2 separate regions of the Homo sapiens genome follow, and region 1 is linked to region 2. Evidence: chromatin loops called from intact Hi-C (ENCODE). Cell type or tissue: pancreas. All regions are shown on one strand. Links, peaks and the distances in the headings refer to the core of each region. The heading gives the core; the rest is flanking DNA. Region 1 holds the start of FSCN2 (fascin actin-bundling protein 2, retinal). Region 2 overlaps AATK (apoptosis associated tyrosine kinase).

Evidence for each region. Peaks named below come from ENCODE experiments on the same cell type or tissue, not always from the same donor. Only the 100,000 strongest peaks of a DNase experiment are listed, where the experiment ranks them.
Region 1: it touches region 2 in a loop (6-fold over the local background); 6 of 110 quality-filtered maps call a loop at or near these places.

What each region holds. Positions count from the first base shown.
Region 1 is chr17:81,527,045-81,541,848 of GRCh38, reverse strand. It overlaps FSCN2 (fascin actin-bundling protein 2, retinal), which reads right to left and starts at 13,472. Exons shown (of 5, transcript NM_012418.4): 1 at 12,492-13,472; 2 at 6,641-6,797; 3 at 5,582-5,703; 4 at 5,060-5,227; 5 at 4,719-4,974. The coding sequence starts at 13,317. The coding sequence ends at 4,769. It overlaps FAAP100 (FA core complex associated protein 100), which reads left to right. Exons shown (of 9, transcript NM_025161.6): 8 at 454-540; 9 at 899-1,958. The coding sequence ends at 1,030. RefSeq lists enhancers at 522-1,022, 3,379-4,350, 12,498-13,023, 13,024-13,550. In pancreas, for the core only: a CTCF peak has its summit at 4,078 (motif pointing right); DNase peaks (open chromatin) are centred at 3,648, 4,118, 4,368, 5,358 and 11 weaker places; H3K4me3 peaks cover 2,390 bases; H3K27ac peaks cover 2,422 bases.
Region 2 is chr17:81,138,418-81,149,755 of GRCh38, reverse strand. The region is part of intron 1 of AATK (apoptosis associated tyrosine kinase); the gene reads left to right. LOC124904080 (a long non-coding RNA gene) reads right to left here and starts at 2,826. Exons shown (of 2, transcript XR_007065939.1): 1 at 1,188-2,826; 2 at 1-268. RefSeq lists an enhancer at 6,149-6,649 and a silencer at 6,916-6,965. In pancreas, for the core only: a CTCF peak has its summit at 6,865 (motif pointing left); a DNase peak (open chromatin) is centred at 6,840.

The sequences.
Region 1 (14,804 bases), core at 1-8,000, 400 kb before region 2:
CTGCAGCCCACACTGGGCTGGGCTGCGTGAATGAGTGAATGGCCAGGCCAGGGTCTCTGCACAAGACGCCGAGGCAGCTCCCTGGCTGGTCTGTTCTCCTGAGCGGCCTTCAGGCCTGAAGCCCAGGATGGGAGAAGGGGGCGGTAGGCAGGTCTGGATCTGCACAGAGTGTGGCTCTTGGGGACAGGGAAGATCCCAGCGATGGAGAGAAAAGAACCAAACGAGTTCGCTTCCAAGAAACTGTCAGGCCAGGGGCTCTGTGCCCTGCCGCTCTGGAGGGCAGGAAGTCGAGATGAACAGCAAGGTGGAAAACAGCAAAGCGCTGGGGTGGGGAGGGGTGCCAGGCAGGGAGGCAGCACCAGGCAGCTCGAGGGAGAGGGTCACCCTGCTCCAAGGGGTGTGGGGGCAGGTGCTGGGGCACACCCTCTCCAGCATGTCTCCTGTGTCCCCCAGACGATGGTGACAGAGCAGGCCACCCAGGGCTCCAGCGCTCCTGATCTCCGTGTGCAGTACCTCCGCCAGATCCACGCCAACCACGAGGTGAGCACCCGGTTCCCCGGGCAGTCCCCTTCCCCTGGGTAGCCAGGAGCGCCCATCGCCAGGCCCCCCTCTAGTCACTCGGGGTCCGCAGAGTCCTCACAGCGCATGGGCTTCGCTCCCATGGGCCTGGGGCAAAGTCCGAGCGGCCATGGCTCTTCCTGCCCCTCATCCTACTTGAGGGGCTGGGTGTCCGGGCCAGGCTGCGTGTCCCATGTTTTAAGGTTCCGGATGAGTGTTCTTCCTCGGACCACCTGCCACTTCCCAAGTAGGGTCCTGCGAGTGGTGGGTCCCCCAGAGGTACCCAGTGACATCCCCAGGGCCAGGTGGGGGGCCTGAGCTGTGTCTGCTTCACCTGCAGACACTGCTGCGGGAGGTGCAGACCCTGCGCGACCGGCTCTGCACGGAGGATGAGGCCAGCTCCTGTGCCACCGCCCAGAGGCTGCTACAGGTGTACCGGCAGCTGCGCCACCCCAGCCTCATCCTGCTGTGACCAGGCGGGCCTGCCCCTGGGCTCTGGCCACGCTTCCAGCCTCTGTCACAGCCCCCCCAGGCCTCATGGGTTAGAGGGAAACCGAGCTGGCCTGGCCAGAGCCGTCAGGGAAGGTAGGACCTGGCCACGTAGGAGCAGAACGCTCATGAAAGTGCTTGGAGGCCGTGGAGCACAAAGCAGATTCTGATTGGGAGCAACCGAGGCGGGCTCTGAACCTGGCCGGTCCAGCTTCGCGTCCTCTGCTGGTGTCTCTCCTTCTCTGACCGCGGCCGCAGCCCCTGCACTCGCCTTCCTCACTGCTGGGCAGCCTTCCCACCACCGCAGCAGCCCCTGAGGCCAGGAGGCAGTGCAGGGCATTCTGGACCCGGAGGGCCAGAGAAACAGGATTTCTGGGGTTTGGACTTGGGGTGAGTTTGTAACTGTTGCTGCCACACCACCAGGAGCACCGGCTGCCCCTCTGGGTGGCACTACCAGGTGCCCCACGGTACCCTTGTCACACTGTTCACACCTGCCCGGCTGCCCACTCTGGGACCCCGAGGTAGGAGGGTGCTCCCTGAGACCAAAGCACAAAACAGCATGCAGGGAGCTCCTGCAAGTGCCCGTGGTCTCGTGCCACACCAAGGAAGGGCCAGCGGGTGGCCTGTGGCCGGAATGCTCAACAACTAGGTGCCTCCAGCCGGGGCAGTACCCAGCACTGTGCACTATTTTCAGGGCCACTCAGGGTGGCGCTGTGGCCCGGGGGGGGGCCCTGAGCCCCAGCCCCCAGCCTCCTCCCTCAGCCTGGGCTACGGCCCACCTCCTGGTGCTGGTGTTTTCATCTGGGGAGGGTGCTCGCGCCGCTCCCGCTGCAGGCACTGTCCGCGATGAGTGCGGGTAGGAGCCGTGAGGTGCTTCTCTGCTGTGACAAACGACCCTGTCTGTCCGTGAACCTTCAGGCCTCGGCTGTTTTCTCTCACCCCTTCCCACCCTCTCTCACTGGGCTCCTTCCAGAGCCCTGGCGCTGCTTGGGAGCCCTCACCACCGGGGTGGCCTCTGAGGAAGACGCGTCCCTGTGACCCAGTTACCCCTGAGGAGGGCTCTGCTGCAAGGGGGTGTCTGGGAGGCCTGGGGCCCCTGCCTGGCTCTCCCCTGCGTTCCTCTCTGTGGAGTGGGAGGGGCCTGTGGGGTGCTCCTAGTCAGGGTTTGTCTCCCTCAGTGGTTGCCACATCTAAGGGAGCACGGCCGCCCTGATGACACTCCAAACCCGGCCTCTTCAGCGGGTGGAGACAGTCCAAACCCAGCATTTTCAGTGGGTGGTGACACTCCAAACCCAGCCTTTTCAATGGGGCCATGGCCCCGTGCTTGCTGGGAGAGCTGGGGCCAAGCGAGCCACCCACCGAGGCAGGCCTGCACCCCTTAACGGTCCCATCCCTGCTGTGCTCCAGGGCTGTCCTCTGCCACCCGTGGGCAGGAGCTTCTGGCTCTGACCTTTGTACAGCGCTTGTGCCCGTGTCTTGCTCTGAGCATCAGGGCTCGGAGAGTGAGGGGCTAGACCAGCCCGTGGGGACTCCCAAGAAGGCCCTAGATGAGCGGGCGGAGGACTGTGCAGGGTCTGTGTTCACACGCCTGGGGGAGGGGTGTGTGTCCAGGGCTGTGCCAGCCCCTCACTCGCCATCACAGGCCACAGGGATCCCAGAGCTGACAGATCTGGGTCGCCTGCAGGACTCATCTCCCCACCCTCAGCTGGATGCCAGCAGGTCTCAGGAGGCTGGGAGCCTGAGGGGCCTTCCACGGGGCTGCTGTCTGTGCAGAGCAGTGGCACCATCCAACCCTGTCAGCCTCAGCTGTGCAGGGGGTGTGGGGGCACCACTGTGGCTTGTGAAAGAGCAGACACAGGGATGAGCCGCACTGGTGTCCCCACACCCCCGGGCACACACTGGGGGTTTAGATAGCTTGCTGTCCTTGGCACTGCAGCCTCCTGAACTAAGGCGGTGCTGGCCACCAGGGCTGAGACGGCGTCCCCAGCTGTCCTGACCTCTGTTGGGGCATTCTCCAGGGCCACCCATGTGGAGGCATCAGTGCTGGTGTGTTTACAAATGTTCATGCCCACCTGCCAGCCTGAGATCCTGCTGTGGGGACGCCTAGTTCAAGACGCCATGTGGTCCCCCCGAAAAGAAAGCTGCGACGCAGACCCTGAGGGGCCAAGAGAGCAGGTCACGTGGAACAAAAAGGAGATCTACAGCGGCAGGAAAGGAGGGACCACAGTGGGCAGTCCCCAGCCCCGCTGTGCCGCCAGAGTGTACAGGGACTGGGCGAAATGTACCCAACTCACATGCACCTCCAAGGAACCTGCTCTCAACACTCGGCATTTGAGGAGGGCTTGGCCTCAGAGGCAGGTGGCAGGTCCACAATCAGCTTCTCGGGGAGCCTGCGGACCACGGTGTGGCCGGGCCCTGTCGCCCATCCTGGGCCTCCCTGCCCTCACCTCTTCAGTGCACACCTCCTGGGCTCTCAGCACCTGAGCTCTCACTACGTGAGGCCCTTCCCCGGTGGCAGGGGCGGCCTCTCGACCTTTCCAGCTTCCTCCACCTGCTCCAACTCCGATCCTGGCTTGACACCGTAGCCTTGCATGACCCTCAACCCAGCTCACACGTGGGGTGAGAGCAGCTGTTCTTCCCCCTCCTCCTAGGAGCATGTGCTAGACGCCACCTGGCAGCTGCTGGCAGCTGTCTCTGCATGGAGTAGCACCTGCCTCAGCAGCAGCAGTGGGCCCCCCGCTTCCAGGCCCAGCCATTATTCCGTTCCAAAGGGTTTCTTTGACCTCCCACCCCACCCTCCGCTTCCTAGCCTCTGCCTCCCGCCGTGCCCCAGGCTGTGGATGTGGACGGAAGTGGGGGTTCCCGCAGTGGCAGGCCAAGTTCACGTCAGGCAGGGCAGTGCAGGGAGACAGACCCTCTCCGAGGCTCTGCTGAGCGGGGAGCCTGGAGGTGCTGAGTGCCAGCCACTGCGGTTCCACCTGGTGCCCCCAGTCCCGCCCCAGCCACAGACTCCACCTCACCTTGGCTGCCACCAGGGGACACTGCAGGCTGCAGGGACAGCCCGAGCTCCAGGGTCACTGCCGTTCCCTGCCAACTTGGACCAGGTGGCACCTGGTCCTCCAAGGGTTAACTCGGACCCGCCTTGCCCACGTGGCTCGGGGAGTTCCAGCCTCTTACCATGGAAACCTGCCCTTCTTTGTCCCTAAGGCTGGTGGGCTTAGTGGAGGGGCATCCCAGCCAGTTCCTCCCCTTGCTGGCCGTGCTGGTCCCACCTCCCCAGGACTGGCTCTCCCCCACCCTCTGCCACTCGCCTGGCCTTGAGCAGTGCACAAGGAAGGACGAGCACCGCAGGGGCTGCCGGGGGCTAGGGAGGGTTGAGGACCTAGGTTGGGGAGGGGCGGTGTCCAGTGAGGTCATCTGTGGTCGGTGTTGGTGGCCTCAACCCGCGCAGGCTCAGTCCCCCACCCACCCCCAGTCCCCGTCCTCCCCATGTCCTTGAGACCTCCCCTCCAGCGGCCTGGGTCACCCGGCCCATCCACAAGACCACCTCCCAGACGGGAGTCCCTGGGCACTGGGAAGTTCTGGGCTCTCTCTGGTTTGGGGAGAATTGTGGGCCTCCTCCACCTCCAGCTGCAGGACCCCCAAGCGGCGCCCCGGGGCCCACCCACAGCTGCGGGAGAGACACGGTTTTAATGCGCGACAGGCTGGTCTGGGCGCGGCCTCAGTACTCCCAAAGCGCGGTCCCGGCCGGGGCGTCGGCATCGGCCCGCAGCAGGCCCGAGGCGCCGCCGCGCAGGTACTTGCCGCTCCGGGCGCGGATGGCCAGGCGGCCGCGCTCACGGAACTCGAAGACGAAGTCCTCGGCGCGTTCGCCGTCGCTGCACACGCTGCCGTGGCTGCCCGTGTACCAGAACCCTCCGTCGCGGCCTGGGGGACGGGACGGCGTCGGCGGGGGTGCCCACCTGCCCGCTGCCACCCCCGCTCCCGCGTGCCCACCCGCCCCGCCACGCACCTCGGATCCGGTAGGCGCCGTCGCTGAAGCTCAGGTGGAAGACGTCGTAGACGGAGCGGTTGGTGTCCAGCTGGTTGGAGCCGCGGTGGTGGCAGACGAAGCCGTCCAGGCCGCGCAGCACCAGGATGGGCCGGTTGATGAGCTTGAGGGTGAACTCTTCGTCCTTGCCTGGCGGGGAGAGCGTCTGCTGCGCTGCCCCTCCCGCCACCTTCCCTGTCCAGGCCGGGCGGGGTGGGGGCCCTGGGAAACGCCACACCTGGACTTAGGGACCCAGGCCTGCCATTGCCTCATGTGCGGCCTTGGCAAGGCGCCTAGGGGGTTCCCAGCAGCGGAGATAAGGACATTCAGACCTGTTTCCCTTGCCAAGACGAGTTATCTTGACTAGCAAGTATGACTCCATGACAGCACCCGTTCCGTGGGCTGGGGAGGGTCCAGCTCTTGGTGGAGATGGGGTGTCTGGGCAGGTCCTTTCCCTGGGTGGAGACAGCCCCTGCCCCAGTACCTGGCAGGCAGAGTGCTCACCGACAAAATCGCTGATAGCCGCCAGCTGCCCATTCTTCTTCATGCACACGTAGCGCCCGTTGCTGGCTTTGAGTGCTACCCGCCGGCCACGCCACTCCATCTCAAACATGGTGTTGGCAGAACTGGAGGGAGCAGCAAAAGGTCTCCTCAGGACAGCAGGAGATGGGGGTGCAGGGTCTCACTTCCCCATCCTCCTCAGGTTCCAAGGAGTGGGACAGAAGCCTGCCCTCCACTGACACACCCACCACCATCAGGCGCTACCCTGCCCCAGTGGGCTTTCCTTTCTGACTGAGCTGCTACGGCAATCCTCATGGCCGAGGCAGTGATGGTGGTGGGAGTGATGGTGCAGGTGATGGGAACGGTGGTGGGGATGGTGAAGATGGAGATGGGGATGGGGATGGAGAGGGGGATGGTGATGGAGATGGGGATGGGGATGGAGAGGGGGATGGTGATGGAGATGGGGATGGTGGAGATGGGGATGAGGATGGTGAGGGGGATGGGGATGAGGATGGTGAGGGGGATGGGGATGGGGATGTAAATGGAGATGGGGATGGTGATGGTGGGGATGGCAGAGATGGGGATGGAGATGGGGATGGTGGGGATGGAGATGGGGATGGTGGAGATGGTAATGGGGATGGTGGAGATGGGGATGGTGATGATGGTGATGGGCATGGTAGAGATAGAGATGGGGATGGTGATGGGGATGGTGGTGATGGAGATGGGGATGGTGATGATGGTGATGGAGATGGTGGAGATGGGGATGGTGGTGATGGGGATGGGGCTGGTGGTGGTGGGGGTGGTGGGGATGGAGATGGGGATGCGGATGGTGGGGATGGTGATGATGGGGATGGTGGTGATAGGGATGGTGATGATGGGGATGGGGATGGCGATGATGGTGATGGAGATGGTGGAGATGGGGATGGTGGTCATGGGGATGGGGCTGGTGGGGGTGGGGGTGGTGGGGATGGAGATGGGGATGCGGATGGTGGGGATGGTGATGATGGGGATGGTGATGGTGGGGATGGGGATGATGGAGGAGGAAGGGATGTGTGCACTCACACTTGTGTGGCTGTGGCGTGAATGCCCCCATGGGTGACCAGGGTCCAGTAGCCCCCAGTGCTGGAATAGAAGGTGCACTTCTTTGTCTCCTGGTCAATTTGCATCAGGAAGGTCTCGTGGTCTAGTTCATCATCCTGATTGGCTGAGACGTTGACCCCTGGAGGGAGGAGATGGGGAAGCCCCTCACGCCTCTCCTGGGTAGGGAGCAGGGGAGGGGGCATATTTTGGGGGGCACCCCTGAAGCCAGAGGTGGGTCTCATCTAGAACCCTCTTGACTTGAGAAGATTTGGAAGGCACCTCTCAGAGACCCTGGGAACCCTGCCCCAGGGCCATATGTGCCGTCTGTGGACCCTGCACACTGTCCCCAAGGGAGCCCTGACCTCCCTCCACACCCCCAGGAGCCAGGCCCTTCTGCTTGGCACAGCCCCCACTCTCTGCTAATCAGTAATCAGCTGGTAATCTCCTTGCCCTGCTCTCTTGACCCAGGGCTTACCCCAGCCTCTATTTATAACTCACCCTAAGCTGCTGGATGGGCACAGGCAGGACCTAATGAAGGGGATGGTGCGGATGGTGATGGGGCACCCCTGGGCTCCAGCCAGGGGCTGGTCCCTGTCACCTCTGCAGCTTTCCCCAACCATCTGTGCTTGGTCTCCCAGGACCCCTGGGGGAGGACAAGACTGCCCCGGGCTCCATCTGGGGTTCCTGCGAGGGGATGGAGGGGCACCCATGCCCAGCATGGGGACAGCAGGCACCAGAGCCTACCCAGGATCTTCTGTGAACTAAGTCCCTGGCTCCTCCCACAAACCACCTCCCTGTTTGCATGGCAGCCAGACACTGGGAGTGGTGTGTCAGATTGCGGAGCTTCCCACAAGGCCCAGGGACTCTGGTGGCCTGTCCAGCTGGGGACTGGGAGGGAGTGGTGGGCAGAGCCCCCACAGGGCCTGAGGGTGGGGCCAGATCCCATCCCACGCTGTGCCCAGGGGAGAGGATGCCAGGCTGTGACCATGCCAGACAGCTTGGGACCTTTTGCCTTCTGCCAGCCCCAAAGCTGCCCCTCACGCCCCAGGCTGGGATCTCCCTCACACTCATCACTGATCAGACGCAGAGGAGCACCCGGCATGTCCCCTGCACTGTGACCGAGTATTCGTGCCAGCATCCCCACTGCCACCAGCTCTAGATCCTGGCAAATACTGAACTAAAAGCAGCTGCCTGGGCCCAGTGGAGGGCAACACTGACACGGTACCCGGGGGCAGCAGGAGCCCGCAGGAGGGGCCCATGAGAGGTGTGGGAACGCCGTCCCTGCGGGCACTGAAGGAAGCCACAGCATCGCAGGGCTCCCCCCGCCACTGCACCTCCCAGGCCAGCACTTTGGTGTCCCCAGAGTTGCCCCACACCCCCTTCAGACAGGATGCTGTCTGGGGCTACTCATTCAGCCACCTGCTTCCGGGGACATGGCCTCAAAATAGGAGAGGAGTGGAGTCCGCCTTGGTCTGGGCAACACTGGTTTTACCCCCCTCCAGAGGGGCTAGCTGAGCAGTTGGGGGACTCAGTTCTGGCAAATGAGTGTGAAGAAGTGTCTGCTAGGACTTAGGGGAGAAGTTTTCTTACTCCTATGAAGACACAAGCAGAGCCAGTGCCTCTTTTTCCTCTGGACTTTGTCCTGCCTGGATGTGAGGCCTGGAATACCAGCAGCCACATTACTACCGTGAGGGCGTCAGGCTGAGGTCAGAGCTGACCCAGGAGAGTGGTTCGGTGAGGAGGTAAGAACGGAGGACTCCGGGGAAGCTGCTGAGCGGGTGATAGTGGCTGCCTGGGAACCCACCATGCCCAGGGCTCTCTGGACTCCCGTTTCAGGAGATGATCAGTGTCACTGCTTGAGCCAGCCTGTGGCCAGTTTTCTGTTACTGGCAGCATCAGACACTGCCTGCCATGCTGTCTGTTGGCAGAAATGAGCAGGCTCTGGCCGATGGGGGGGGATACATGCAAGCCTGGGTGCTCACTCCCCTCCCAGGGGGGAAGAGAGGGTTAGGGGCCGCCCAGCCAGGGAGATGCCTCGATGAAGGGCCTGCCATGTAGCCACTCCACAGAGGCCGGGTAGGGGTGATGCTATGGCACCACCCACGCTGCAGCTGCCTTGGAAGCCGTGAGGTTCCATGCCCCAGGACTGAGATGCCATGTCCCGCTCCCTACAGCCCTGGCCGCCAATCCAGAGCCTGAAACACCTGGTGGTTGGGTCCTCACCCTCAGCCCTGTTGAAGGCAGGGAGGCGAGTGGCTGCTGCTTCCTGCTTCTAAAGTGGGAGATGGGAGCTGGTCTTGAGTAGGGGATTCTCCCCTCAAAGGGATGATAGGGTCAGATGCAGGGTGGTTGAGGATCAAGAGACTGAAAAATGGTCCATACAGTCCCCATCCCTCCACCACTCTGTCAGCACCCCTCCATCACCACCATCACCATCATCACTGTCATCATCACCATCACCATCACTATCACCACCACCATCACTATCACTATCGCCATCACCATCACTATCATCACCATTGCCTCCATCATCACCATCACCACCATCATCACCATCACCATCATCACCATTATCATCACCATCACCATCATCACCATCACCATCACTATCATCACCACCATCACCATCACCACCATCACCATCACCACCATCACTATCATCATCATCACCATCGTCACCATTATCATCACCATCATCACCATCACTATCATCACCACCACCACCATCACCACCACCATCACCATCATCATCACCATTATCATCACCATCACCATCATCACCATCACTATCATCACCATCATCGCCATCACTATCATCACCATCACCATCACCACCATCACTATCATCATCATCACCATCACTATCATCACCATCATCGCCATCACTATCATCATCATCACCACCATCACCATCACCACCATCACTATCATCATCATCATCACCATCACCATCATCACCATTATCATCATCACCATCACTATCATCACCACCACCACCATCACCACCACCATCACCACCACCATCACCATCATCATCACCATCACCATCATCACCATCACTATCATCACCATCATCGCCATCACTATCATCACCATCATCACCATCACCATCACCACCATCACTATCATCACCATCACCATCATCACCATCATCATCACCATCACTATCATCACCACCACTACCATCACCACCACCATCACCATCATCATCACCATTATCATCACTATCACCATCACCATCATCATCACCATTATCATCACTATCACCATCACCATCATCACCATCACTATCACCATCATCGCCATCACCATCATCACCATCATCGCCATCACCACCATCACCATCACCACCATCACCACCACCACCATCACCACCACCATCATCACCATTATCATCATCACCATCATCACCATCACTATCATCACCATCATCGCCATCACTATCATCACCATCATCACCATCACCATCACCACCATCACTATCATCATCACCATCACCATCATCACCATCATCATCACCATCATCATCACCATCACTATCATCACCACCACCACCATCACCACCACCATCACCATCATCACCATTATCATCACTATCACCATCACCATCATCACCATCACTATCATCACCATCATCGCCATCACCATCATCACCACCATCGCCATCACCACCATCACCATCACCACCATCACCATCACCATCATCACCATCACCACCACCACCATCATCACCATCACCACCACCATCACCACCATCTCCATCATCACTATCACCACCACCATCACCATCACCATCATCACCATCACCACCATCACCACCACCATCATCACCATCACCATCATCACCACCACCATCACCACCACCACCATCATCACCACCACCACCATCACCATCACCACCATCACCATCACCACCGCCATCACCACCATCATCACCATCACCATCATCACCACCATCACCATTATCACCATCACCACCATCACCACCATCACCACCATCACCACCATCATCACCATCACCACCATCATCACCATCACCATCATTGTCGCTGCTGCCACCACACTGTCACCACCGTCCTCACCTCCACTTCCACGCCACCATGCACATCACACCACAATGCCACGGCCACGGCCATGACTGCCACTTTGAGTCTGCTTTCCAAGCTGTCCATATACAAATGCCTAAAGGTCTAGTGTCTTTGGCTTCCATGGAGGAAGCATTCTCACTGCCACTGTCCCACTTACCCCCTTTAACCACCTAAGGATTGCCACATGCCCGGCCTGGGCCCAGGCCAGCAGGCATTACAGCTGGACTGTGGGCTGTGATAGGAAGGAAGGGCCATGGCCGTGCATCCACAGTTGAATTCTCACTCCTGGGACCCTGTCACTGCTGGGACAGGCCCGAGGATGCCAACTGCAGGTGCAGGACCCCATAGCCATGGCTGGGCTCCCCTCTCCATGCACAGGGTGGGGCCTCTGCCATCTGGCCCCAGAGTGTCAGTGTACCCAGGGGGCCTGGACATCCGTCAGGGTGGGGGCTTGGTGGGCACCTGGGAGCTGCCAGGAGACAGGGGAGCTCTCCTTGCCCAGCTGATGCTGGTCTGGAAGGACCTGAGTTGGGAGGAGGAGCTCCATGCACCCGGCTCTCCCCACCTCGCCTTTTCAGACCACCTCCGAGCCACTCTGGGGTGCATGGAGCCAGGAGCCCAGGTGGGTAGTGACTGCCCGGGCCAGGGCTTTTCCCTCAGAGCTCAGCTTGTGGGGAAGGAGGAACTGCTGGGGTTCACCCCATAGGCGGTGGAGGGAGTCACACAGACAGGCAACTGGTGACCTGGGAACTGGGGAGAGCCAGGCCACGCCCCACTGGGGCAGGGAGGTGCCTCCCCACCAGGAGCCCAGGCCCCGGGTAAAGCTGCCTGCCCACCGTGTCCTCCATCACTGGAGCTGACCTTAAGCCCCCCCACTCCTGAGGACACGAGGCTCCACTGGTCAGGCACGTGGTGGTGCTATCCCCGCCCGATCCCCAGCTCCCTGCCCTACCCTGGGCTCCTCCCCAATTTCCTTTAAAGTCCAGAAAATGCAGCCGGGCACGGTGGCTCACGCCTGTAATCCCAGCACTTTGGGAGGCCGAGGTGGACAGATCACAAGGTCAGGAGATCAAGACCATCCTGGCTAACACAGTGAAACCCCGTCTCTTCTAAAAAATACAAAAAATTAGCCGGGCGTGGTGGCGGGCGCCTGTAGTCCCAGCTACTCGGGAGGCTGAGGCAGGAGAATGGCGTGAACCCGTGAGGCGGCGCTTGCAGTGAGCCGAGATCACGCCACTGCGCTCCAGCCTGGGTGACAGAGCGAGACTCTGTCTCAAAAAATAAATAAATAAATGAAGTCCAGAAAATGGGGTGGAGAAAAAGAAGGGGAGATATGGACCCCCCACAGCCTCCTGCCCACATGCCCCTCATGGCACCAGGCCAGGCTGTGGGCCTCCTGCCCCTGCTGGGCACTGCCCATCGCCTGGCCCACACCTCTCCAGTCTCAGACTCCGCAGCTGCCCAGGGCTTGGCTGAGACATTCTCCAGCTATGCTGAGAAAGGCCAGGAACCCTTGCCTCTGACCCTGAAGCCACCACCCCTCAGTGGGGGTCGCCTGGGCATGGCCCGAGGCCCACCCACCTACACCCTGAGTGGCCACACATGTCCCACATGGACCCCCAGCCCAGAACAGACATGTGAACGCACAGACACGATACCACTCCCCGTGAGACCCCCACGGCCTCCTCCCTGAAGCAGGGGGGTCCCAGCACCCCTCAGGAGGTCGCCACCTGTGCCCTCCCTACCTTGCCGCACAGAGACGTAGCGGTGGTTGGCAGCCACCAGCACCACCTGTGGGTGACTCTCCTCCAGATCAAAGAGCTCATCCTTGCCAGGTCGCGTGTTTCGGCCGGCCTTGAGGGTGCCTGCGGGCCCCACGGGTGCCAGGTAGTGGCCGTCGCAGTCCTTGAAGGCCAGCTTGCCCGCCTTGAACTCCAGCGTGTAGCAGGCACGGGGCTCAGGCTCCCAGACCAGACGGCCGTCGCTGCGCAGGTAGCGGCTGTCACAGGACTTGAGGCAGTACCGTCGGCTCCGGAAGATGAGGGTGAGGAGGGCGTCCACGCCCCAGGGCTTGTCTCCGTCTGCGGCCATCTCGTCCTCCCGCGGGCACAGGTGCACGTAGCGCCGCCGGCTCACGCTCAGCAGGTGGGCCTGCGGGTGGATGGCCAGGTGCACGGTCCACAGCTCGGCCGGGGAAACGGCTGTGGCGAAGCAGGACAGCTGGTCCTCGGTGCCTCCGAAGAAGCGGCCGTGCGGCTCGGACCGCAGCACCCAGCGCCCATCTGGCTGCGGCAGGACCAGGAAGCGGCAGTCACGGCCCGGCTGCTCTGCCTCACAGGCCACGCGCCCGTCCTCTTCTGCCGACAGGTAGCGGCCCAGGTGGCTGCTGCGGAGCAGCACAGCCGTGCCTTGTCCTGGGTCGGGTTCCAGCACCCAGGTCTGCTTCCTCTTGAGGCTGGGTGCCGAGGCATTGACCTTGAAGCCGAAGCTCTCAGCTGTCAGGTAGCGGTCAGTGTCGTTGACGAGGCCAAACTGGATCTTCAGCACCTGGTGCAGGCCGTTCGTCGGCATCTTCAGGCTGGCCGGGTCCCCGGAGGGGCCTGGGATGCGCCCTCTGAGTGCTCACGGCCCCCGCGGTCCCCCAGAAGCCCGGGTCGGCTCGGCTGGCCCACAGCCCCCAGACCCAGCCGGCGTCACGAACCCCCTGCCTGCTCTGACCCGCCTCTGACCCGCGGCAGCAGCCTGGGCAGCTCTTAGAGGGCCCGCGGGCAGCAGAGGGCGGGCGGGGAGGGCGGATCAGAGACGTGCGGCTTAGGAGCAGCACCTTTCATTACCCTCAGCTTGGATTTCAGCCACTCCCGGATTGCACAGAGCCCAGAGCCCGAGGGCCTGAGGGCCTACGGGGCTGGAGGGCAGGGTTGATCCCCTTTTCCTCATAGCGTGGGCCCAGCGCCCCTCTTCACGGCCCTGCACCTTTTGGCCTCTCTCGTTCCTGCCCCCCTCCTCCAACCCCGTGTGGGCTCCCGGCCCGGCCCGGCCCAGCCCTTCCGGATGTAGAAGCCGTCCAGTGGAACGCTCACGGCTCGGCCGCAACCTGATCGCCGCCCGTACCCTCGGTGGCCGCCAGGCCCTCAGCTGGATCCAGTTACTGCTTCTCTGATTCCTGCTGCCAGAAGCATAGCAAGGACCCCAGCCACAACCTGCAGCCCAGGTCGCCTCCACCCCAGACCGGCCTCTGGCCACACTGCTCAGGCCCCAGAATGACGCACTGGACTGCCACCCACGCTGGAGGGTGGAACACAGTGGCCGTGCAGCCCTGCAGGCAGGGGGCAGAGTCAGAGGCCCTGGGCCAGGCTGGCCCGGCCCCAGCGCACTCCTGTGCGCTCTGAGCAAGTTGCTGGGCCCTGAGGCTGCCCCCTCCTCTGCTGTGAGCTGGAGTGAAGCCAGCCTCACTTCACTTTGGAGTCTTTACGGATGTGGATCCAGGAGGCTGGTGGGACGATGTCCACCCCATGCTCCCAGCGGTGGCCCTTGGAATCTGGGAGAGGATGAAGGCCAGCAGGCCGGGAGAGACTGGAAGTGGTCACACCTGTCTACAGCACCTCCTTGCTCTGGGCCACCTGGCTGTACCCCTTCCCCAGAGCCTGAGGGGCACTGGGCCCTGCTCACCGTGCCTGGCTCCTGCACCTGCCTCAGGGGCTTGGGGCCAAGTAGTGAAACCAGAGCTGGCCACCCTGGGCCAGGGCCAGCCCGGTGTCCTCTTCCTCATAACAGCGTGTGACCCTCCCGTCTCCCTGGGGACTGGGAACAGGGGCCACAGGCCCCTTCCGGTCATGGCCTGGAGTCACTCCCCTGTCCTCCTGGGCCCATCTCCTGAGTGGCCATCATGGGGGTCCCCGTAGGGCAGGAGTCTAGCCAAAAGCAAGGGGCCTGGGCTGGGCACCTGTGGGCTCCAGAGGTGGGCAGGGCCATGGTGGCAGAGTGTGCACAGACTCAGGGGCTCTTCCTCTGTCCTCTAAGCCCTGGACAGCAACCGTGCCAGGCACCTGCAGACACAG
Region 2 (11,338 bases), core at 3,339-11,338:
CCTGGACAAGCAGAGAGCCCGGACAGGCGTGAGCAGGGGGCAGAGCTCATGGGGGCACAGGCTCCAGGCACCCAGGGCTGTTGTGAGCCCACGGCCATGGGAGCCAAGCCCAGGGTGGGCTGGGGGTGCCGCGGGCAGTGCTTTTAGAAGTGGCTGTGATCTAGGTCAGGAATGGCCATGGTGGGTGACGCTGCAGATCCCCGGGGAGGCGTGAGCAGGGTCCTCCTGGGCTAGTGCCTTGGGGTGGAGGTTGGAGGCCTGTGAGGGGCTGGAGGATGTGGAGAGAAGACAAGGGATTGGAGGTTGGGTTTCCTCAGGGGGCTGGGGTGTGAGGGTGGGGGAAGGGGTTAGGTTTCCCACAGGCCGGGGAGGGCAGGAGGCAGGACCGCATGGGGAACTAGCCTCAGCTGTGTGTGGTTGGGAAACTCCAGGGCAGTCCGATGGAGGTGTTGGGTGTGGGCGGTGGCCACTGGGCCTGGTGACGGGGCTGGAGGCTGTGGTGGTGGGTGATGTGCTGGGGTCAGGGAAGGGAACCTGCACCAGCTCAGGGGAGGAGGGTCCAGCCCGGGATGGGTGGGCTGCGGACAATGGAGGGGGTGCCCAGAAGCTGGAGGAGGCTGGCGGGGCTGCCCCGGCCCCGGAATGCAGCTCTCGGGATGGCCATCCCTTTTGCTCACCAGTCATGGGACGCATTCAACCCAGAGCTCGGCCAGGGTGCTCCCAGGACAGAGCCTGGGTCGCTGCCCCATCACTGGCCTGGCCAAGGCACCTCCACCCCCGGTCTCCGTGTCTCCCTCACCTGGGGACACCTCGCCAACTGCCCAACTGGGGGCTATTCCCAAGCTCCTCACTAGCAGGGTCATCTGCTCCTTGGACACTCGGGTAGGCCCCGCTGGCTCAGAGCAGGACTGTGGACACAGGCAAGGGTGTGTGCGTGAGTGTGCGCGTGAGTGTGTGCATATGCGAATCTCCATGAGTGAGCGTGAGTGGGAGCGTGTGCATTTGTGTGTGTGCATGTGTCTGAGAGCACGTGTGTGTGTGTGTGCAAGTGTGTGCCCGTGTGTCTGTATGCTCCTTCCCTCCCTTGCCCCAGGTGTGCCGCAGGCACCTCAGGGCGTTGGTGTCCCCTCCCACACTGTATCCAGTGCCTTCCATTGGGGGAACCCCCGGGGCTCATCCCCAGGTACCTCATCCCGGAGCCATGTGTGGCTTCAAGTCCAGCCGGTCGTTCTAGAGGCTGGTACTGGTCCAGCGGACGTTCCCTGTGAGCTGGCCTGGGCTGTGGTCTTGAGCAGGAAGGGTCCCTGTGGACGGGGGTGGGCTCCTCCAAGGACCACATCAGGCGCTTTGCAAGATGCCGGGGGTGTTGGGACAGCATGTCAGGGTGGAGGAGCAAGTGGGAGGCTGAGCGTGGTGGGGGCAGCAGAGAGTGGACGGAGACCCCAGGGCAGGTGGCCATTCTGCGTCCAGCGCGGCTCTGTAAGGGCAGCAGTGATGGGATCAGGTTTGAGTGATAATCAAATACAATCATACATCGTCTGATTCTAAATGCAGTGCATGCTTGTTGTAGAAAACGTGCAAGTACAGGATGCAACCAGCTGGATTTCTACCTCCCAAGACAAACTCTTCACGCTTTGGGGTATTTTTTCCCAGCTTTCTTCTGTTCTTTTTTTTTTTTTTTTTTTTTTTTTGACAAAGTTGTGATCAGGATTTGTAAATAGTTATATGTCCTGCTTGTTTCTACCCTTACTGAGGGTAGAAGGAAGAGAACCAAACGGCGCATGGTGACCGTGTGTAATTTCACTAATTCTAACATCTGTATATGAGACGTCAAAGCTCATCAAATATGTATATGCACATCTGTCTATACACCAGGCCCTACAGTCACGATGACACGTTTCCCTCATGCCCTGGTCCTGGGAGTCCTGCACGTCCTGCTTCTTTTCCTTAGCATAACGTCATTGATATCTTCCCGTTTGTTTAAAACACCTTCTTTTCTTTGAGACAGGGTCTTGCTCCATCACCCAGGCTCGAGTGCAGTGGCATGACCTCAGCTCACTGCAACCTCCACACCTGGGCTTAAGCGATCCTCCGACCTCAGCCTCCGGAGTAGCTGGGACCACAGGTGTGTGCCACTATGCCTGGCTAATTTTATTTATTTATTTTTTAAATGGGGTTTCGCCATGCTGGCCAGGCTAGTCTCAAACTCTTAAGTTCAAGCAATCCGCCAGTCTTGGCATCCTGGGATTACAGATGTTAGCCACCTTACCAGGCCTAAAACATAGTCTTAAATTCACTTTTTATGGCTTATTTTGCAGATATACCATTGTTTTTATTTCATCATTCTTTCACTGTTGAACATTTAGGCTCTTTTTTACTTTTTTTTTTTTTTTTTGAGATGGAGTCTCGCTCTGTCACCCAGGCTGGAGTGCAGTGGTGAGATCTCAGCTCACTGCAACCTCTGCCTTCCGGGTTCAAGCGATTCTCCTGCCTCAGCCTCCCGAGTAGCTGGGACTACAGGTACCTGCCACCACGCCTGGCTAATTTTTGTATTTTTAGTAGAGACAAGGTTTCACCGTGTTAGCCAGGATGGTCTCGATCTCCCGACTTCGTGATCTGTCTGCCTCGGCCTCCCAGAGTGCTGAGATTACAGGCGGGAGCCACCAGGCCTGGCCTCTTTTTTGCTCTTATAAATACCACTGCAATGAACATCTTTGTGCAAATAGCTTTTTCCGTCTGCGGCGTTCACTTTCTCATTCCTTACTTTATTTTTATTCTGGATGCGTGTGCCCTCTAGGTTATTTTCTTAGTGTAAATTTCCAGACATGGAATTACTTGGCTGGAGAGAAGGCAGGTCCACAGGCTGTTCTGATTTAACATCCACCAAACGGCCTGGGCAGCCGGTTCTGATTTACTGGCTTCTACAAACTCCCGCTGTCTGGAAACTGGACATGTTATAATTTTGCATTTCTTTATGATCAAGGCTGAACATTTTCTCACGGATTGGGCAGTTTGGTTTTTTGTTGTTATTTGTTTTGAGACAGCGTCTTGCTCTGTCATCCAGGCTGGAGTGCAGTGGTGCGATCTGGGCGGCTCACTACAACCTCTACCTCTTGGGTTCAAGCCATTCTCCTGCCTCAGCCTCCCGAGTAGCTGGGACTACAGGCACCTGCCACCATGCCCGGCTAATTTTTGTATTTTTAGTAGAGACAAGGTTTCGCCATGTTGGCCAGGCTGGTCTCAAACTCCTGACCTCAAGTGATCCACCCACCTCGGCCTCCCAAAGTGCTGGGATTATAGGTGTGAGCCACCGTGCCCTGCCGGGTTGGGCAATTTGTATTTCCTCATTTGTGAGCTGACTTCACGTAGTTTGCTTGTTTGTGGTTTTTGTTTTTGGGACAGGGTCTCTCTCTGTCACCCAGGCTGCGGTCCAGTGGCTCAATCTTGGCTCACTGCAACCTCCGCCTCCTGGGCTCAAGTGATCCTCCCACCTCGGCCTCCTGAGTAGCTGGGACCACAGGTGTGCATCACCACGCCCAGCTAATTTTTTCTTTTTTTTTTTTTTTTAATATGGAGTCTCGCTCTCTTGCCTAGGCTGGAGTACAATGGTGTGATCTTGGCTCACTGCAACCTCCACCTCCTGAGTTCAAGTCATTCTCCTGCCTCAGCCTCCCAAGTAGCTGGGATTACAGGTGTCCGCCACCACGCCCGGCCAATTTTTGTATTTTTTTGTAGAGAAGAGATTTGGCCATGTTGCCCAGGCTGGTCTCGAACTCCTCACCTCGAGTGATCCGCCTGCCTCGGCCTCCCAAAGTGCTGGGATTGTGGGTGTGAGCCACCGCGCTCAGTCTTGTTTATGTTTGGGGTCTTAACGTATTTGTTATTTTTTACTGATTGTGTGCTCTGTGTAGTCATGACATCAGCTCTTCGACATATTTTCTGTAAATTGCTTTTTTCGGTTCGCTGTGTGCCTTTAATTTGAGGGCTTTTATCGAACACCCTTTTTTTTTTTTTTTTTTTTTGAGATGGAGTTTTGCTCTCGTTGCCAAGGCTGGAGTGCAATGGCACGATTTCCGCTCACTGCAACCTCCGCCTCCCAGGTTCAAGCAATTCTCCTGTCTCAGCCTCCCGAGTAGCTAGGATTACAGAAGCATGCCACCACGCCTGGCTAATTTGTGTATTTTTAGTAGAGACGGGGTTTCATCATATTGGTCAGGCTGGCCTCAAAGTCCTGACCTCAGGTGATCTGCCCACCTCAGCCTCCCAAAGTGCTGGGATTACAGGCGTGAGCCACTGTGCCCAGCCGGAACAGACATTTTTACGGAGCCAAAGCCTTCAATATTTTCTTTTGCGATCCCTTCCATTGCTTTTAGCTTACAAATCCTTCTCCATTCAGAAATCTAATATTTACCTATTTTCTTTTAAGATGCTGTAATCTATCTTAGAATCATTTAATCTGAAGTTATGCAGTCAGGCTATTTTTTTCTTTTTTCTTTTTCTTTTTCTTTTTTTTTTTTTTTTGATGGAGTCTCACTCTATCGATAGCCCAGGCAGGAGTACAGTGGCACAATCTTGACTCACTGCATTTTCCACCTTGGGAGTTCAAGCGATTTTCCCGCCTCAGCCTCCTGAGTAGCTGGGATTACAGGCACCTGCCACCACACCTGGCTAATTTGTGTGTTTTTAGTAGAGGCGGAGTTTCACCATGTTGGCCAGGATGGTCTCGAACTCCTGACCTCAAGTGATCCACTCACCTCGGCCTCCCAAAGTGTTGGGATTACAGGCGTGAGCCACCGCGCCCGGCCTGAAGTCAGGCTTTTCATGGAGTGTGGAATCCTCTGCGTGGCCAGGCCCAGATTTTGGTGGGTTTGTGCCCCAGCACTGTGAGGTTCTAATTATTGTAGCTTTTGACGCTGGAAGGGCAGATTTCCTGTCTGTGCTTTCTTTTTCCACGCTGTTAGCTTCTTTCACCCGGGAGCTTCATCTAAGGCAGTGTCTTTAATGGGCACCAGCACGCTGGACTTCGTAGCTTGTGATTCACAGGAGCGAGCTGGGCTCTCAGACTCTGCCACACTCTCCGGTGTGGATTTGATGAAGACAGAAGCTTTAGTAACAGTGAAGGCGAACTCCTCCCACGCTGGAAATGTGAATGGCCGGGGGTGCGGCACTGAGAGTGGGTGGGCGGCTCTCAAGGGAGCCCTGTGGGCTCCTGCGGGCCCCCTGCCCGGCCCCCTTGCCCCTCCATTGTCCCAGCTGCAGCGGCCCCGCCTGGGGGTGCCTCCAGGGGCCACTGTGTCCTCTCGGCCACCCACAGGCCTGCTCTTCCCTGATGATGTGGCCACCCTCTCCCCAGGGTCCTGGCTACCTTGCCCCAGGTGTGAACACCCGACCAGCACAGAGCGATGGGGAGGGCAGTGTGGGGCTGGGACAAGGGGCCTTGACCTTTACCCCCAGGCTCCTATCTGCAGCTTTGCTGATCCTGATCCATTTGTTTGTGTGATTTGGGGACATTTTGGGGGCATTTTTGGGAGGTGTGGGCCAGGCTGGGTCTGTGCAAGAGACGCTGGCTGTTGGTGCCACAAAAGGTGAAAGAGGCTGCCTCGGGGAGGGGAGTGAGCCCCAAGTTCCTGGAGGGGTGCACTTAGCCACTTAGCAGGAAGCTTCCTGAAGGGCCGAGCGGGGACAGGGGTGGGGGCAGAGAGCCACACCTTATGTGCTGGCCACCCTGGCCACCCGTCCCTGCAGGAAGGCAGCTTGGGTGGAGGAAGCATGCAGGGGCAACCCTGGGCACCGTGCTCACCCTGGGTGCACCTGCTGTTGTGGGGGGAATGGCTGGGAGCCTTGGAACCTCAGACTGAGCTAGCATGTGGGGGTCACGCCCGCACCCACGGGGCATGCATGCCAGGCACACCCGACGGGTGAGCAGAGCCTGGAGCCCCGGGCAGGCAGGGCCCAAGGTTCCAGAAGAGGCAGTGTGGGTGGAGAGAGTGGAGGCCTCGCCTTACCCCGTGGGGATCACACCCCATGGCCACCCACCGTGGGGCCCCTGGACTCCACACAGTCCTGGCCTCATCAGGGGTGGGGATTGCTAACTGTGGGGCGACGTGCTGAGGAGAGAGGCTGTGAAGCCAGAGGGGTCGAGGAGGCTGGAGGACCAGGTGTGGCCACGGGAGGCGGGGCTGCATGGCTGGGGGAATTGGGGCTGCGTGGACACGGGGGGTGGGGGCTGCATGGCTGGGGGAAGTGAGGCTGCGTGGACACGGGAGGCAGGGGCTGCGTGGACACAAGGGGTGGGGGCTGCATGGCCCCAGGCAGAGCTGGATGGGGTTGAGGGGAAGTGCATTTGGACCCAACACAGAAAACTTACTAGCTCTTGGCTTTGACCAGGGCCACCCTGTGCTGCAGTGAGCACCCGGTCCTAGGGACAGCCCTGTAGAAGCTGGGCCAGGTCAGGTGACGTGTCCTGGGACTCCAGGGTCCCGCACAGGCTGCCTGGGACCTGGGGCTGCTGCAGGCGGCTTCCGCCTGGGACGTGTGCACGTTGCGGGGGTGGGGGCTCATCGAGCCAGGTGTGGCCAAGGGCTTGGGCTGTGGGGCCACTCTCAGGCTCAGCCAGGCCACTCTCGGAACTCTCCCGTGGCCTTCGAGGGAAGGCCGTGTGCCGGCAACGCTGCGGACGGCAGCACCCCAAGCTGGGATCCCCCAGCTCTGTGCTGAGTAGGCGCCATCCTGGACCACGCCTGTGTTTTGAGCTCAGGCCACGCTGTGCCTGGAGCTGGCCTCCCTGTTCCTCTGTGTGTGGCCCAGAGTCCCAGGAGCCTCCTGTCCTTTCCACTGCGTGTGTAAAATGGCTGAGAGTGCCACCTGGTGGGCGTGAGGGTCACGCCGATGATGCGTCCACACCTCCGTGGATAGGGTGGTTACAAGTCAAGTGGACTTTGGGGGACGGGGACAGGGAGGCTGGCTGGCTGGGGCGGGGGTGGGGCTGGGTCCTTACTGCTCAGGGAGGCTCACAGGTGAGAAGCCACTCCCAGGAGGGTGGGACTGACTCAAAGCCGGCAGCCTGTTGTGGGGGTGTCTCCACCCCAAGCACCTCCTTCTCTTCCCTGCTCTTGGTCCCCTGCCAGCTCCCTGTGGCTGGCTCTGCCTCTTCCCACCCCAACCTCTCAGCAGAGCCAATGCTCCAGAGCTGGACAATGGCCAAATAGACATTAACTTTGAAACTGGAGGCCAAGGCGGGAGGATTGATTGAACCCAGGAGTTTGAGACCAGCCTGGACAACATAGTGAGACCTGTCTCTACAAAAAAATGTAAAAATTAGCGGGTGTGGTGGTGCAAGGCTGTGGTCTCAGCTACTTGGGAGGCTAAGGTGGGAGGATTATTTGAGCCCAGGAGTTTGAGGCTGCCATGAGCCGTGATTGCACCACTGCGCTCCAGCCTGGGTGACAGAGCAAGATTCTGTCTCAAAAAAAAAAAGAAAAGAAAAAAGAAAAAAAAGAGCGGGCCTGGTAGCTCATGCCTGTAATCCCAGCATTTTGGGAGGCCAAGGTGGGTGGATCACCTGAAGTCAGGAGTTTGAGACCAGCCTGGCTAACATAGTGAAACCCCATTTCTACTAAAAATACAAAAATTAGCCGAGGGTGATGGTGGCAGGTGCCTGTAATCCCAGCTACTTGGGGGGCTGAGGTGGGAGAATCACTTGAACTGGGGAGGTGGAGGTTGCAGTGAGCTGAGATCATGCCACTGCACTCTAGCCTGGGTGACAGAGTGAGACTCTATCAAGGAAGGAAGGAAGGAAGGAAAGGAAGGAAGGAAGGAAGGAAGGAAGGAAGGAAGGAGAGGGAGAAAGAGAGAGAAAAAAGAAAGAAAGAAAAAAAGTAAGTAACTGCTGGCACTAGAGGCCTCTAGGGTTAGCCTGGGCAGAGTCCTTGAAGCTGACCTGGACCTGCCCCCAGCGCGTCCAGCCACGTGTGCACAGCAGATGTACCCTCACCACCCCACCTTGGGACCAGCTGGTGCCAGGCCTGAGCCACTGCATCTGAGCATGTCTTTGAGGACTGATGGCGGCCCTCTGGGGACCTGCCCAGCCACCAAGCTTTCCATGGCACCCCCACCCTTGCTGGGCCTGTCTTGTGTCCCAGGAGGCACAGGGGTTGGGGGCAGACACCACAGAGGCTTTGCTGGGGAGCCCCTTGGAAGGGCTGTTGCATGAGTTTCCTGTGGCCACTGATTACAGATTTCATGGAGTCTATTATCGTAGGTTCTGGAAGTCAGAAATTGAAAGTCACTTACTTTCTTTTCTTTTGGGGGGGACAGAGTCTCTGTCGCCCAGACTGGAGTGCAGTGGCTCAATCTCAGCTCACCGCAACCTCCGTCTCCTGGGTTCCAGCAATTCTCCTGCCTCAGCCTCCCAGGTAGCTGGGATTACAGGCACACGCCACCATGCCCGGCTAGTTTTTTGTATTTTTAGTAGAGACGGGATTTCACCACGTTGGCCAGGCTGGTCTTGAACTCCTAACCTCAGGTGGTCCATCCATCTTGGCCTCCCAAGTGGTGGGATTACAGGTGTGAGCCACCGCGCCCGGCCGAAAGTCACTTTCATGGGCTATAGTCAATGTGGTGGAGGCTGGGCTCTGGGGAGAGTCCACCCCTGGCCTTTCCAGCCCCTTGCATCCACGGCTCCTAGCCCCCACGGCCCCACGGCTCACGGTCCCCATGGTCCCCACGGTCCCCACGGCTCATGGGCCCCACGGCTTACGGCCCCACAGTTCACAGTCCCCACGGCCCCACGGCTCACGGTCCCCACGGCTCACGGCCCCATGGTCCCACGGTCCCACGGCCCCACGGCCCCACGGCTCACAGCTCACGGTCCCCACGGCCCCACGGCTCACGGCCCCACAGCCCCACGGCTCACGGCCCCACGGTCTCCCGGCCCCACGGCTCACAGCCCCACGGTCTCACGGCCCCACGGTCTCACCGCCCCACAGCCCCACGGCTCACGGCCCCACGGTCTCCCGGCCCCACGGCTCACAGCCCCACGGTCTCACCGCCCCACAGCTCAACGGCCCCACGGCCCCATGGTCCCCACGGCCCCACGGTCCCCCGGCCCCACGGTCTCTGATTCTGCAGTCACTTCTCTCATCTCCAGTTCCTGCCTCCCTCATCCAAAGACCCTCGGGATGACCCTGGCTTGCCTGGCAATCCGGGCTAATGGCCCCGCCTCACGTCCTTACCTAAATCCCGCCTGCAAAGCTCCTTTTGCCATGCAAGGCACCCAGAGTCTCAAGTTTCGAGGATCGGGAGGTGGACAGCTCTGGGAGCCGTTGTTCTGCATACACCAGGTGCCCCCTTACCAAATCTGGGGCAATTTGAGAATCAAACTAAACAATTACAGTAACACATTACAGCTCATTGGAATGAAAAGGAGTGCCTAAGTGTGACGTAAATAAATGGGAATGATAGTGTCTTGAGCACTGATACGAAAAAAGCAAGTGGGGGTGAAGGCCCTGCCTTCCCTCACGGCAGAGTGCACACCAGGAGACGCAGCAGGAACAGTAGAAACAGTCACCAGCCAGGCCCGGTGGCACGTGCCTGTCACACCCATCATCCCAGCTACCCGGGAGGCTGGGCGGGGAGGACTGCTTGAGGCCAGGAGTTCCAGGCTGCAGTGAGCTGTGATCACCCCACTGCATTCCCATCTGGACAACACAGACCCCATCTCTAAAACAAAAAGAAATAGAGTCATCCTTTGGGGGTCCTGAGGGTGGCTGATTCAGGGCCAGTGGACAAGGCTGGTGGACAGAGGACTCATGGGCTGTGACAGTCCTGGTGCATTTTACCCACCATGGGTGAGGCCCTGGTTCCTTGTGTGGACAGTGGCCTAAGAAGCCACAGCCTGGACACGTGTGTGCATGCTGGTGTCACGGTGTATCCACTGCAGGCTCACATAGGCACCCTCCAGCCCAGTTGCAGAGGAGGCAGAACTGCCCCCATTCTCACCATGGCCAGGGGCACAGCCTCAGCAGCGCAGTGGAGGGCTGGGGCATCAGCAGGGGTCACCAGGGTTGGAGGGTGTGCTTTGAAGTGACCTTTCAGTGCAGCTACTTGGGCTCTCATAAGGCCTGCGGGAGGACCAGGGACCGCGGTATGGCCAGGCCAGGCTTGGAAGAGCCTGGGGGCCGCGCAGCATGTGTGGCAGCAGAGGGCCGGGCTTGGAAGAGCCTGGGGGACACCATGCAGCTTGTGTGGTAGCAGAGGGTTGAACAGTGGGATGCTGGTTTAAATGGGCTTTCAAGAAGTTTCAGAAACAAAGCCGTGTGCAACTTGTGTCTTCCTGGGCACGGGTTTCTGGGCTGAGGTCCCAGGTACCCCTTCTCGTATTTGGGAAGAGTGCGGCATTAATGAGAGGGACAGGCAAGCAGACCCTACAGAGGCCTCCCCACCTGCTAGTGGGGGCTGGTCCCAAGGAGATAAGTGGGGCCTCCCACGTGGCTTGTGGAGGGGCAGGCATGGCATCTGGAGCAGGGCAGTGGAGCTGGCAGAGCCAGGCCACCCTTTGGGTGTGCTTGTGACATCACTGAGCCTCAGTTTTCGTACTTGTAAAGTGAGGATGATGATACCTACTGAGCAGGCCAGTAGTGGGGACTGAGCCAGGGGATGTGTGTGCACATGTGTGCATTCATGTGTGTGCATGTTTGCATGTGCGGGTGTGTGTGCCTGTGGGTGTGCACACGTGTGGGTGTGTGGGGTGCGTGCATGCGTGTGTACGCACGTGTGGGTGTGGGTGCGCGCGCACGTGTGGGGGGTGTGCATGTGTGTGTGCCTACACGTGTGGTATCTGTCTACGCATGTGTGGTTATATGTGTGTGCGTGTATGGGTATGTGTGCACATGTGTGCGTGTTATCTGCACGCGTGGGGGTGTGTGTGCGCTCACGTGGGTGTGCACGCGCAAGTGGGTATTGTGTGCACATGGGTGTGTGCGTGCATGTGGGTGTGCATGCGCGTGTTGGTATCTGTGTGCGCGCATGTGTGGGTTTGCGCGTGTGGGTATCTGCGTGCTTGGGTGTGTGTGGGTGGGTGTGCATGTATGGATATGTGTGTGGGTATGTGTGGATGTGTGGATATGTGTGTGGGTATGTGTGTGTGTTGTGCGTGTGGGTGTGCACGTGTGTGGGTATGTGCGTGTGGGGGTATGTGTGCACGTGTGTGCACGCGAACGTGTATGTGCACGTGTGTGGGTGCATTGTGTCTGCACGAGGGTGTGTGTGCATGCATGTGTGCATGTGGGTGGGTGTGTGTGCACATGCATCTGTGGGTGTGTTTGCATGTGTATGGGTA